Regions from separate parts of the Homo sapiens genome. Here region 1 is linked to region 2. The links are chromatin loops, found by intact Hi-C in ENCODE. Cell type or tissue: heart right ventricle. All regions are shown on one strand. Each heading gives the region's core, and the rest is flanking DNA. Links, peaks and the distances in the headings are about the cores only. Region 1 overlaps PHACTR1 (phosphatase and actin regulator 1). Region 2 holds the start of LOC124901262 (a long non-coding RNA gene).

Region 1 (2,918 bases), core at 254-2,753, 51 kb after region 2:
TCTTGGGACACAGTGAGAGCTCACGGCCAATTTGCCTGACAGCCTAGCCTCACAGGCTAGTCACCTGATGACCTCTGGAGCCAGTGCTGTTCCATATTCTGCATGATCTCTTTCCAAGGAGACATCATCCTTTGTGCTTTTATCAGATGGGAACAATTTAAAATGTTTTGGTTGTATGTCTACCTTGGGTTTTTCTGTAGGAAACTTGGTTTCTGATCGGATATTGCTAAAGTATGCATGCTGGGAGATAGGGGAACAGGTATGAAGCTTTTTCAGGCATGACAAATCCCTCCTACAAAATATATTTATGATGGCTTTAAAAGCCAGGTTTTTGTTTGTTTGTTTTGAGACAGGGTCTCATTCCAGTTGCCCAGGCTGGAGTGCAGTGGCATAATCTCAGCTCACTGCAGCCTTGGCCTCTGGGGCTCAGGTGATCCTCCCACCTCAGCCTCTTGAGTAGCTGGGGCTACAGGCACGCACCACCACACCTGGCTAATTTTTTGTATTTTTAGTAGAGATGGGGTTTTGCCATATTGCCCTGGCTAATTTCGAACTCCTGGGCTCAAGCAATCTGCCTGCCTCAGCCTCCCAAAGTGATGGGATTACAGGCATGAGCCATTGCGCCCAGCCTACAAGCCAATTTTTTAGAACCTTCATTTCTTAGATAAATGAGGATGAAACAAACCTATTCCTCAGCAAAGGTATGCTATCAGGGTGGGGGAGTGGAAGGCATGGGGGAAACAGGCCCAACGTGAGTAACATCTACATCCCTTGCATGTTTACTTTTATACCAAGCATAGCTTCACTTTAGAGGTATGCACTAAAATTACCAGCCAGAAAAACCTTTTCAAAACTGGACAACGGAGTCTCTCTTTGGATAACATGATGTGGGCACCACAGATAATGGAAAAAATTACCAACATAGGCCCTCTGATTAGTGTTACAAATAGGGTCCCCTGGGGGCCTACCCTTGTCTGCTCTTGAGATTAAATGCTGTTTTGGGCCAAGCACGGTGGCTCATGCCTGTAATCCCAGCACTTTGGGAGGACAAGGTGGGTGGATCACCTGAGGTCAGGAGTTCAAGACCAGCCTGGCCAACATGGCAAAATCCCGTCTCTATTAAAAATACAAAAAAATTAGCCAGGCATGGTGGTGCATGCCTGTAATTCCAGCTACTCGAGAGGCTGAGGCCGGAGAATCACTTGAACCTGGGAGGCGGAGGTTGCAGTGAGCCGAGATCTCACCACTGCACTCCAGCCTGGGTGACAGAGCGAGATTCCGTCTCAAATAAATAAACAAACAAACAAATAAATAAATAAAATGCAGCTTTGAGGTACAACACTCATCACATGTCTCTCTGTCCTAAATGATGTATTTTCCTTTCACCTTCCTCTTTGATTGATTTGTTTTCAGGTAATAAAGTTAATAGAGCTTTCTGGAGAGGATTTCACAGTTGGTGGTGGAGAAGACTTAGCTACTTTAAATGACAATGAGATTATTTTGTAAAGCTCTTTGGAAAGGGTACAAAGGCACTTATAAATGTATCCATTATAAACCCCCTGAAAGATAGCAAAACTGCAAAGGCTGCTGGTTTTCAGCTGAGACGCCAGCGGTCACCCTGGATTTTTTTTTTAAACAAAAAATCATTTGAGTATCATAGGCTCTGGACTTTGCTTTTGAACTAGATAATCTTTGTGCCATCCTGCAGAAAAACAGCCACATTATTATTTAACATATGTTGCCCTCTAGCAGACACCTCAGTATTGCAAGCATTTTATTCAGAAATTGTTTTTACTTACCAGCTCTCTGGCAAGTTCACAGAAAAGCTAGACTTTCTCACCAGCTAAGATAAAGGATATGCAATATTTTTAAAAGTGTATTTTCCTCTGGGGATTCTTTTCCAAAGTAAGATATGGTGTGATATATATTCTAATTCTCTTTCTTTCTTTTTTTTTGGAAGACACAAAACCCCAATGTTGATTTCTGAAACACAAAGCCCCCAATGTCGATTTCTGCAGAAACTAGAAGAAACACAGAAAATTGAAACGAACCTACAAAGAGTTTGGAAATCACATATGGCCATGAGATCTATGGCTAGGCAGAATCCACAACATGGGAAGTCAGGAAATGAAAGGTAGTGAGCCTTCTAAGTCAACAGGGATTTCCTGAGCACCAGTTTTGCACAGCTTTGTTAAGTGTTGTAGGGGATTGGCTTGCAAACTGTTTGTGAGGTTGTGATTGGACACCTTGGGGACTGTTCCTCACCATCTCCATGCAGCCCCTTTGCCAGCCAAACTGAGCTTTCATGCCAGTCAGAAATGGTGTTTCCCTCTGAGCTCCTATGCCACTTTGCCACCCTTGGGATGCCTGCCACATGACACCATGCGCCACAGTTCTATGTGTACATGTCCCATCTTCCCATCTCTAAGGTTCCCAGAGACTCACTTGCTGAACTGCCATAGTGCAGCAGAGCCAGCCAGATCTGATTCAGATCCAGGCTTTGCCACTTAACCTGTCTTTGCACCTTAGTTTTCTCATCTGCAAAATGGGAAAATGCCCATCTTCATGACTATGTGGAAGATTAGAGAATGGCCTGCTCATAGTGGGCATCCAGTAGACGGCGGCTATTACTGACAAAAGGGGACTTCTGTCAATAATAATATGTACGTGCTCATGGTGCTGATGAACAAAGCTGCAACTGGATCCTTGGTTACTGTTTCCTAATTTACTTAAAGAGGAAAAAGTTGAAGGTATTTATTTTCACTTGGTAAAGCCTGTTTGTTTTTCTTAGCAATACATTTTCCTAGAGAAAAAAAGAATTTGATCAAGCAGATTTTCTTTTCCTATTTTTCAAAACAAGTACTATATGCATTTTGTTAGTGCATGAGTCTGCCAATTCTCATTGGCCTGGTATCCTC
Region 2 (2,918 bases), core at 166-2,665:
CAACAGCCTCATTCTAATAACAACAAGAGCACTTCACACTTGGCGAGTTCACTGCATCCAAATAGCTTGAAGCTTGGGCAAACTAATTTTGTACACTAACCTGTTGCTTCTCTGCCTCTGAAATGGAGCCTGGTAGAGGGTAAGTCTGTCTACTCATGATTGAGTATGTTCCTGTTTGTGAGAATCAGGAGGTGGGAATCAAAACGCCCGGATCATAACTCCCAGGGAACAAATCCTTCTTGGGCACTGGAGGCATACTGTATTTTTAATGAAGAAAGACATGGCAGGGTGTTTTACAAGTTACTAAATGTGTGCTCCTTTGTTCCTCCTAATATATTTTTTTCACCATCGTCAGTTGGTTTGTTTTTTTTTTTTAAAGAAAATCAAAGTACATGTCTTGCCTGAATGATTTCCCCCTTTATGTTGCATTTTCCTGTTTGAATGGAGGATCCAGGCTGCTACCAGGGAACTGGTCTATGCCTTACCAAAGTGTGCAAATGGTCCCGGTAACGGTGCAGCTGTGGAGGGGAAGAGGAAGCAGTGAGCAGGCTCACCCTCATCTGTGGGCGCCTGCAAATCACCTGCTCTACTCTTGTTATTACTTTTTCGTCCATGCCTTTTCAAGTCTGTTAATTTGGAAGAAGCGTCAGTTCCTCTGCACTTCCCATATTTGTGAGAATACCTCAGCTATGAGCTGGACTTCCTGTCTCTTTCTCTGAATTCTGAGATCCAACATTTAGAAAGGAAGTGACTTGTAAATACCCCTTGCAAATCCTCTTCCTCTCTACTGACCAATTCTGTTTCAAAAATATATAAATCAATGTGTATGTGTGTGTGTGTGCATGCATGTGCTGAGGTGTGTGTATTTCAAGTAACCATATCCTTGAATATCACTGTTCATGCTGAATGGAGACAGGGAGAGCTGGGGACTGACTGAAGAAATGGAGAAGGCCATGCTTGATTCTGCAGAACATGGCAGGAACCTGGATGACAGGATCAATCTTCCTGTAAGTGATGAAACAGTGAAAGGAAGTGGGAAATTATCCAGAGACATGCCGTAATCCTTTTGACCTCAAAGGAACATCTAATTCAAAACTATGTTAAATCCATTCTCCAAGAACAGCTGTCACCACAGAGCTGCAAAACTTGTTAGGTACAATCTACCAGTGCTTTGACAGAATGCCCAGGTGGAAGTCAATAAAACAAGGTCCTCCCTTTCCCTTGAGATTAATATACTCTAGAGAGTCAAGCTTCTCTGGAAGCTTGGCCCAGGTCTACCAGGCTGCCTTTCCTGGAGTCTCCTCACAGCAGTTTGGTGATACCATTTTCTTCTAAGGCTGTACCATGTTCCCTAATGGATCTGATCAATTCCTAAAACAAGAAGAATGCATTTTTAATGAGTTTTCTTCATTAACTTGATAGCTGTTGGGGGCCAAATTGTGCTCCCTCCTAAATTCATATGTTGAGGCCCTGACCCCTAGTATGTGACCTCAGAATGTGACTCTATTTGGAGAAAGGGCCTTGAAAGAGATGATTAAGGTTAAATGGGGTCATAAGGGTGAGGGATAATCCAATATGACTGGTGTCTTTATAGAAGAGATTAGGGCCAGGCACAGTGGCTCAACCCAGCATTTTGGGAGGCCAAGGAGTGAGATCACTTGAGCCCAGGAGTATGAGACCAGCCTGGATAACGTAGCGAGACTCTGTCACTACAAAAAATTAAAAAATAAAGAAATTAGCTAAGGTGGTGTCATACCCCTGTGGTCCCAGCTACACAGAAGGCTGAGGTGGGAGGTTCACTTGAGCCCAGGAGATCAAGGCTGCAGAGAGCTGAGATCACACCACTGCACCCAAACCCGGGTGACAGAGACAGATCCTGACTCAAAACCAAAAACAAAAACAACAAAAAAAGAGAAGGAGACTAAGGCACAGACACCCACAGACTAAGGGACAACTATGTGGGAGGATGAGGTGAGAACGTGGCCATCTACAAGCCAAGGAGCAAGACCTCAGGAAAAATCAACCTTACCAGTACCTCAGTCTTGGACCTCCAGCCTCCAAAACTGTGAGAAAATAAATTTCTATTGTTTAAGCTACCCAGTAGTATTTTGTTATGGCAGCCTTAGCCAACCAATACATCAGCTATGGACTATCCAAGGTGATTTTCTTCATTACTATCTATAAGAAAATCCTGGTTTTCAGTAACACACATATTCCTTCTTTGGGAGGTCAATTTCTTTAATCCCAAATAGTTATCAACACAAGTTTGTACTTTAGGTTCTTGTCTTCCTTTCAGTTTGGACACAGGATATCATATGTTGCTCTTCAATAACCTGACAGTAGGGTAGGAATTATTTTTACTATTTTCTAAGTGAAGAAACTGACTCAATGGCATGATTTACCCAGGGCACATGAATTTATAACCAAGTCTTTCAATACCGCTTTCCCTGCTGCTTCTCCAACATTCCACTCCTTCTTCTTTTTCCCTAGCATTAGAATATACCCAAGTTTGGGTGTTTTTCCATCTCAATTGTTTTTGAAACTTGTTTCTCATCTTTCTGTATTCTGTTGGATTACTTTTTTTTGTTTCTCTTAATTTTAGACATTTGTGTTATCTTTGTCATGGATTTCTTAGAAGACACCCTACACTATTTTTCACTCTGCCTTCTTTAGGACAAGTTCCAGGAGAGATTTTTTTATCCAGTTAGTTTCCTAAGAAGCTCAACCTATACCTAGAGAACCTTTTAGGAAACCCTTTCCCTGCAACTGTGGATCCTGAACTTTGTAGGAAGCTGAATACTCATGGAATGCCAAACTTAAGGGCCTTTGGCATCTTTACCCTTTAGAGTAATTATGCTACTGTCTTTGGACTTTACAGTATACGATCAGGAGTTTGCTTTATGAGAGGCATTAAATCC

Evidence for each region. Peaks named below come from ENCODE experiments on the same cell type or tissue, not always from the same donor. Only the 100,000 strongest peaks of a DNase experiment are listed, where the experiment ranks them.
Region 1: a loop joins it to region 2, with 2.3 times the contacts of the local background. A loop is called at or near these places in 8 of 110 quality-filtered maps.

What each region holds. Positions count from the first base shown.
Region 1 is chr6:12,910,383-12,913,300 of GRCh38, reverse strand. All of the region lies in intron 4 of PHACTR1 (phosphatase and actin regulator 1), which reads right to left. Among named protein-coding and RNA genes, the nearest start is that of PHACTR1, 200 kb to the right of the region's middle. In heart right ventricle, for the core only: a CTCF peak has its summit at 1,755; no DNase peak of the experiment used is centred there.
Region 2 is chr6:12,960,912-12,963,829 of GRCh38, reverse strand. All of the region lies in intron 4 of PHACTR1 (phosphatase and actin regulator 1), which reads right to left. It overlaps LOC124901262 (a long non-coding RNA gene), which reads left to right and starts at 52. Exons shown (of 2, transcript XR_007059459.1): 1 at 52-139; 2 at 917-2,918. In heart right ventricle, for the core only: no CTCF peak of the experiment used is centred there; no DNase peak of the experiment used is centred there; H3K4me3 peaks cover 789 bases; H3K27ac peaks cover 2,500 bases.